2 separate regions of the Homo sapiens genome follow, and region 1 is linked to region 2. Evidence: chromatin contacts called from ENCODE Hi-C data. All regions are on one chromosome and are shown on one strand. Each heading gives the region's core, a stretch centred on a gene start or an enhancer-like site at or near the end of the contact. The rest is flanking DNA. Distances are from core to core; before and after follow the strand shown.

The links. A loop is a pair of places that touch in the nucleus more often than their neighbours do. Pooled maps may share reads with other maps.
Region 1: a loop to region 2 is called in a pooled map, with 4 times the contacts of the local background. The contact joins the promoter of PLD4 here to the promoter of NUDT14 in region 2. A Hi-C loop is called at or near these places in 4 of 50 pooled maps.

The regions. Positions count from the first base shown.
Region 1 is chr14:104,923,106-104,926,337 of GRCh38, reverse strand. PLD4 (phospholipase D family member 4) reads right to left here and starts at 1,459. Exons shown (of 11, transcript NM_138790.5): 1 at 1,348-1,459. RefSeq lists enhancers at 625-1,134, 1,117-1,286.
Region 2 is chr14:105,179,374-105,183,156 of GRCh38, reverse strand. It overlaps NUDT14 (nudix hydrolase 14), which reads left to right and starts at 1,845. Exons shown (of 5, transcript NM_177533.5): 1 at 1,845-2,028. The coding sequence starts at 1,948. RefSeq lists a silencer at 1,676-2,145.

The DNA of each region.
Region 1 (3,232 bases), core at 210-2,709, 260 kb after region 2:
GGAAGGGTGCCTCACAAGTACAGAGGCGCCCTCCCCGGGTGCAGGGAGGGGTCTGTGCCCAGCATGGTCACCTGGCTGGCCAGCCTCTGACTGAGACATCCACCAGGGCAGGAGCTGGCTGGCCCCTGGCTGGGATGGGGATGTCTCCGAGGTTTGGGGCCTGGGCCTGGGCAGTGCTGAGTGCCAGTGTCTGCAGCCAGGCTGGGCGCTGGGACCCAGGGCTCGGTGGGTCGGCTGTCCACCCAGGAGCAGCCAGCTCAGCCTCCAGGCCTCTGGGGTTCGTCTGGGCTGTCCTCCCACGGGTCAGGGCTGAGGGCTTTGAGAACCTGGCCTGCCTCAGCATGGGGCGGAAATGCCAGGAACACCACAGGAGTCGGGCCTGGACTGAGTCTGCCCTGGAGACCAAGCGTTATGGGGGATTGGGGGTAGGAGCATAAACCAAGTGTGGGGACAGGGGACTCAGGCCAAGTCACTGCGGCCCAACTCCCCCCACGCTGGGGGGTCCTGCAGAGGTGGGTGGGTGCCGCCCCCACCCCAGAGCTGAACTCTGGGGGATGCTCCCCCCACCCCACAGAGGAGACCTCAGGGTGCCCACCGTGTCCCCACTGTCCCCAGGGATTCAGGGCCCAGCATCGGGCCTTTGCTCTCCCCCACTAACTCTCAGAAGAGGAAACATGGAATCCTGGGCTGTGGCTGGTCAATGAGAGGAAACATGGAATCCTGGGCTGTGGCTGGGCAACGAGGTGCCAGGGCTGTTCTTGGACAGCTGCTCCCCACACTCCCTGCCCTCACCAGAGAGGACCTTTGCTCCCTTAAATGCTCCAGGCAGACGGGCAGCTCAGAGCACAGAGGCGCTGCCTCTTGCAGGCCCCATCTCAGACTTGGAGCCTGTCCAAGTCCCCTCCCAGGACTACAGACCCCAGAGCGCCTCACCACCTCCTCCTGCAATGGAACCTGGGAGGACCGCCAGCCAGGTTGGCTCAAGCTGAGAGACCCCTGCAGAGTAGGGCTGTAGCCCCCTGGTCCCATGGTAGATAGCGTAAGACCCTGCAGACATCAGAGGTCATGGCTGAAGGTGCCAGATTTCCTGCCCTGCAGGGCATTAGGCATGGCTGCCAGTCCCAGGCTGAGGTAGAGGGCCCAGCTGTCACCTGGCTGGAGAGCCAGGGCCCAGCTTATCCCAGCTGCACGGACTGGGGACGGAGCGAGTCATCTACAGGACTAGCTGGAGGCTGTGTGACTCTCTGGACCTGGGGTTGCTGGGAGGCTGAGGCCATAGGGAGGCAGACAGCAGCCCTTTCCCCATGCCTGGCTTTTCTCAGCTGCCCTGGCCTCATTGGCACATACCTCTGGGGGTCCTGCCTTGGTGTCTATCCTGATTCCAGCCGCAGACTGCAGGCCCTCAGCTCACGGGGCAGGCTCGGTGCTGCCTGTGCTCCACACCAACCTCCTCTTCTCTGCAGCTCACCTCCTCCTCTCTGCAGCTGGCTCCTTCCCCTTCCAGCTACTTCCTCTTTGTCCTGAGAGGCCCCCTCTCATCTGAGACAGAAACAGACGGCTGGAGCTGGGTGGGCGGGCTAGAGGGTAGGGCTGAGAACCTTCACCTCCAGGAAAAATCTACACCCCACTCCCTCGAGGTAGAGGCCCTCCAGTTGCGGGCCTACGAATCGGAGTCAAGTTCAGCTGCAGGCCACAGACACCTAAGGAACAGTGGCTTCAGCAAGGTTGTTCATTACTCTCGAACACTAAGCAGGTCCAGGGGCTGGCAGGCTAGAGACGGCCTTGCTAGAGATGATGGCATTGCTCCACTGCCATTGGGAGCCAGGCTCTCAGATCCCAGTCCCTAGGATCCCTGCCTTCATGGCCTCACAGTGGCTGCTGGAACTCAGCCATTGCCTCTGTGTTCTTAGCAGAGAATAAGGGACATCCCAGAGGAGACTTCCTGGAAGTCCCACAGGGCACTTCCACTTATCTGTGATCTGGAACTTGATCTAGAACTTAGTCACATGGCTACACTTAGCTGCAAGGGAGGCTGAGCAATGGAGGTAACTAGGGTCTTTATCTTGGAGAACGAAGCTGGGGCTGCTCACTGGCATATCTGAAAAGGTGGGCCTGGCTAGAAGCTCCTAGCAAGGGGCTCTGCCTCCCACTGCCCCACCCCCCGACTGGGGTCCCTGAGTAAGGTCTGGGACCTTGAGAACACTCCTACTTTCAATGAGGTCTGGGTGTCCACCCTGGCTCCTCCTTGTAAGGCCTATGTAGGGCAGGGGTCCAGGGTGATGGCCTCAGGGTGCCTGCAGGACACCAGTCAGGAGGGTGCAGTTCCCAAGGGTGGGGCCTGTCAGCTGCACCCCTGGGGCCAGTCTGGGTGGGCCAGGAAGTGAATGGGGAAGAGATCCATCCTCTCCCTAGCCCCTCCCAGATCTCTCTTCACCTTCCTGATGCTCTGATTTGGCCTTGGGTTCAGCCCTTACCTCCCGGCCATGGTTGGGGAGCCCCAGCCCTCTGGCTGGGTTGCTGGATGCCTGAATGCAGCTGGGCCCCAGGCATGCCCCCGAGGGTTGGGTCCTCCAGGGACTCTGGGTGAGGGTTACTCTGGGTATGGGGAGGGGCAGCCAGGTGGGTCCTGCTGTGACATTTGCAGGGCTGGGGCATGAGTATGAAGGGAGGCTGCCTTCCCTGCACTCAAGCAAAAGGCAGTTAGACAGAACAGGTTCTCTTCTGTCTTTTTTTTTTTCTTTTTCCTTTGAGAGAAGTCTCGCTCTTGTACCCCAGGTTTGAGTGCAACGGCTTTATCTCGGCTCACTGCAACTTCTGCCTCCCGAGTTCATACGATTCTCCTGCCTCTGTCTCCCAAGTAGCTGGGATTAAGGCACGTGCCACCACGCCCGGCTAATTTTTGTATTTTTTATTAGAGACGGGGTTTCACCATGTTGGCCAGGCTGGTCTCGAACTCCTGAACTCAGATGATCCACCCGCCTCGGCCTCCCAAAGTGCTGGGATTACAGGCGTGAACCACAGCGCCCAGTCTCTTCTGTCTGGACAACAATGGTGTGTGAGGGCCTGGAAGGCCAGGGGCAAGTGGAGGACCCCAGGGCTCCTTGGAGCACTCTCAGAAGTCCTTGCAGGAGGGCCAGCCCCAGCCAGTCCCCTCTCCGATTTCCCCACATTGTGAGGGGCCTCAATGAGCCCACATGCTACACCCAGCCCGTGGGTCTGAGCTCATTGCAGC
Region 2 (3,783 bases), core at 596-3,095:
AATTCTATGCTTAACTTTTTGAGGAGCCGCCAGGCTGCGTCCCACAGTGGGCTCCTTGCTGATATTTTCAGGCACTCAGCTCTGCAGTCTGCACTGCCAGACACCTGGACCCGAGTGAGTCTGAGGAGCACGGTGCTTTGAGGAGCTGCTGGCTCTCCCAGGGGCTCCTTGATGGGGCTCCTGTTGCCTCTGCCTGTCCCGGGGCTGCTGCTGCTGGAAGCTGAGACTCATCCTCATTTTCCATGCAACCACGGGCAGGAAGGAGCCTGCACGCGACATGCCAGGGTGCGCGCTTACCCTGGGCCCCTCGTGCACCGGAGGAAGAGGCCTGCCTGGCTGTGGGGTAGGGTGGGGCCAGCTTCTGGGCTGGGCGCTCTGGCTTCCGGGACACCAGGCGGAATGGCTAAAGCAGGGAGACACAGGCCCCTGTAGAGCTACTGGGGCGGTGACAGCTGGACTTGGATGCTGGCTTCATGACCGTGCTCCCCAGCGTTCCCACCTGGTGATGTCCCTCCCCTGGAATCTGCCGGAGGCCCAGGACTTTCTGACCCACAGGATGCCCCAGGAATGACACCATATGACATCTGAGGCCAGGTCACACAAAGCCTGGCAGCTTGGCCTGGCCTGGTGAACGTGCTCTGGAGGGAGCCAGCTGCCACGGGAGAATCCAACTACCCCGAGACCACCATGCTGCAGGGAAGCCCACGCCAGCCACATGGGAGGCCAGCCGGCCCTAGCTGTTCCAGCCACCCAACTGAGGGCGGGGGCGAAGAGGCCATCCTGGACGGTCCACCCCGTTTGGCCTTCAGACGACTCCAGCCCCAGCTGCCACCTGATTACAACTGCAGAGAGACCCCAAGACAGGGCTGCCTGGCTGAGCTGGGCAACCCACAGGCCAGGCGATAACGGGGTGCTTTAAGGCACTAAGCTTTGGAGGAGTGTTTTGTTACACGGCAATAGTTAACAGGGAACTGGGAGTCGATTTCAAGCTCACATGGCCAGTCCACCCTGAGCATGTCCCCTGGGCCATAGTTCAGAAAGCAGGTGCAGGTCAGGGTTCAGGGCCAGTGTGGGCCTCAATATTGTTTCCTGCCCCCGTGGAGGCCGTGGTGGCATTTGGAGGGGGTCCTTGGAATCCATGCCCAAGGAAGCACTGAAGCTGCCTGGGACCCTCCCACACCCAGGAAGGGCCGTCATCAAGGTAGGACTTGCAGGGGGAGGGAAGGGCAGCTGGCTTTTGAGTGGAGGAGGGACAGCTCCAGAGACAGCGTGGCAGCTCCCAGCCACCCTCGCCACCAGGAACCTCGAGGGGAGGCCCCCTCGGCCCAAGCTCTGGCCCCTCCAGCTCCCTACTCTCCTCTCCCCTAGCTTCCTTCCAGGGCCCTCTCTCTTTGGTCTCCTGTGATTTTCTTCCTGGGCCCACAGTCCCTCCCTCCCTGGGGGGCTGCCCCGCCCCCGGCCCCGCCCGCGGACCCCTGGAGTAACTTAATCTCGGGGTTGTGGTCCATCCCCAGAGTGGGGAGGCATCCGCTCGGCCCATCGCACCCCAAAGCTGCAGGCCCTTAGCTCCAACCACCGCCAGGCCCTCCCTCCCCCAGCCAAGAGGTCCCGAGTCCCACCCAAGCACTGTACCCCGGCCCGGCTGGCCCCGCCCGGCGGCCGGGGTCGACCCGGCCAGTCCTTCCCCCGGGCGACGCCCACGTGCCTGCGCGGCTTCCCTGGCACCGCGGCGACCAGCGCCCCGAGGCGCGCGGCACCCGACAGGTGGCACCTGCGAGCCCCGCCCACCTCGGCCGCCCCGCCCACCTCGGCCGCCCCGCCCCGCGCGCCCACGGAGCATGCTCAGAGCCGCGGTCACGCGCCCGCCCGAAGGCTCCTGTCGGGACAGGGCGCCGCCCCGTGTCGGCCCCCGCAGAGCTCGCGGCCCCCGCCTGTCCGGGCGCCGCCATGGAGCGCATCGAGGGGGCGTCCGTGGGCCGCTGCGCCGCCTCACCCTACCTGCGGCCGCTCACGCTGCATTACCGCCAGGTGAGCCCGCGCCCCCGCGTCCCCCGCGCCCCCGCCGGCGGCCCGGCCCACGACCCGCGCCCCGCCCACCATCTTCCGCGCTGCCGGCCCCGCCCCGGAGCCCCGCCCCCGCCTCCCGCCGATCTCCCGGGCGGCCGCTTGTCCGCCCGCCGGATCGCGGGTTCCCAGACCCAGTGAGCCCCCAGGCCGGGGAGGGGCCGCGGGAGGGACATCTGAGGGGGCACCACTCATCCTTTCAAGGAAGCATTGCTGGGCCCCATCCTTCCCGCCCGCCCAATCCGACCCTCTTGGCAGTGGAACTCCTTGGTTGCCCTGGGGATCAGGGAAGGCTTCCTGGAAGTGGTGGCTTTCATGCTACCACTTGAAGGAGGAGATAGCTGGGCCGAGGAGGAGGGAGCAAGGAGCGCAGAGGCCGGGCGCAGGGAGGTAGGAGAAGGAGCTGAGTGAGAACTTGAGAGAGCCTCTCAAAGCAGGCTTCCTCCTTGGGGTTTTTTCCAGGGAGGGCACCTCCTTGGAGTCTCCATCTGCCTAAGCTCAGCCTTCCCCACCTCCTAGGGTGTCACCTTCTCCCATGCCAGGCCACGGCACAAGAGGCTGTATTGCCTCACTTAGCACCAGGCACATGGTAGGTTCACAAGGAATATTTTGTTTTGTTTTGTTTTTGAGACAGGGTCTTGCTGTCGCCCAGGCTGGAGTGCAGTGGCATGGTCACAGCTCACTGCAGCCTCAACCTCCTGGGCTCAAGCGATCCTCCTGCCTCAGCCCCCGCCCCAGTAGCTGGGACCACAGGTGCACACCACCACACCTGGCTAATGTTTAAATTTTTTTGTAGAGACGACGTCTCACTGTTGCCCAGGCTGGTCTTGAACTTCTGGCCTCAACCGATCCTCCTGCCTTGGCTTCCCAAAGCATGGGGATTACAGGCATGAGGCATATGTGTTGGGTGAAGGAGCTGCTGCCATCCTTTTCCCACATCCAGTGGATCACTGAGTCCCGGGCCGTCTTCCTCCAAGCCCAGCCCTGTCCAGTTAGGGCCCCACCTTTTGCTTGCATGCCCACCTGCCCCCAGCAGATCTCCCCTCTGCCAGAGCTCCTTCATGCCATTAAGGCAAAGACCACCTTCCTGGTCACAGTCAGTCCAGCCCCCCAGCCTATCAGGTCAGGTGGTCCAGGTCGCAGTGCCTCTCTGCCTGCCTGCCTCCCTCCCTCAGGGGGCATCCTGTCCCCCCCATCACATCCAGGACTCTGCCCCTCGCCATCCTGGAGAAGCCCTCTTGGCCCCCAGCCTGAGAGAGGCCCTGTGCCCCTCACTTTCCCTGTTGCGGGAGTCCTGTTGGCGCTGGAGGACAGGGGATCCCTCTCCCCAAGGCGAAGCTAAGCTGGTGGTGCTGGCAGGGGGCAGCTGGGATCAGTCGGGGTACAGCAGGTGGAGACATGGGGTCACTGCCCTTTTCCCTGACGTTGGCCATATGGGATGCCTGCTTGTGGCTGCACAGTCCCCACAGGGCTGGGTCTCAGGCAGCAGGTGCAGGCCCAGGCAGGTGCCCTCTGTGGCCCTGGTGGCAGCACTCTCTCCCTCACTCCCCGTGAAGCCTCAGGGCAGCCCTTGCAGCCTCAGCGGGCAGCCCGCCGGCACAGCTCTGCTGAAGGGTTCTGGTGACCAGAGCTGAGCTGGTTCGGGCTGTGGCTGTGGTGGACACGGATGTAGGCTCGGGCTGGGCGGCATCTCCTCAGGGCCAAGGGACATTGGGCTGG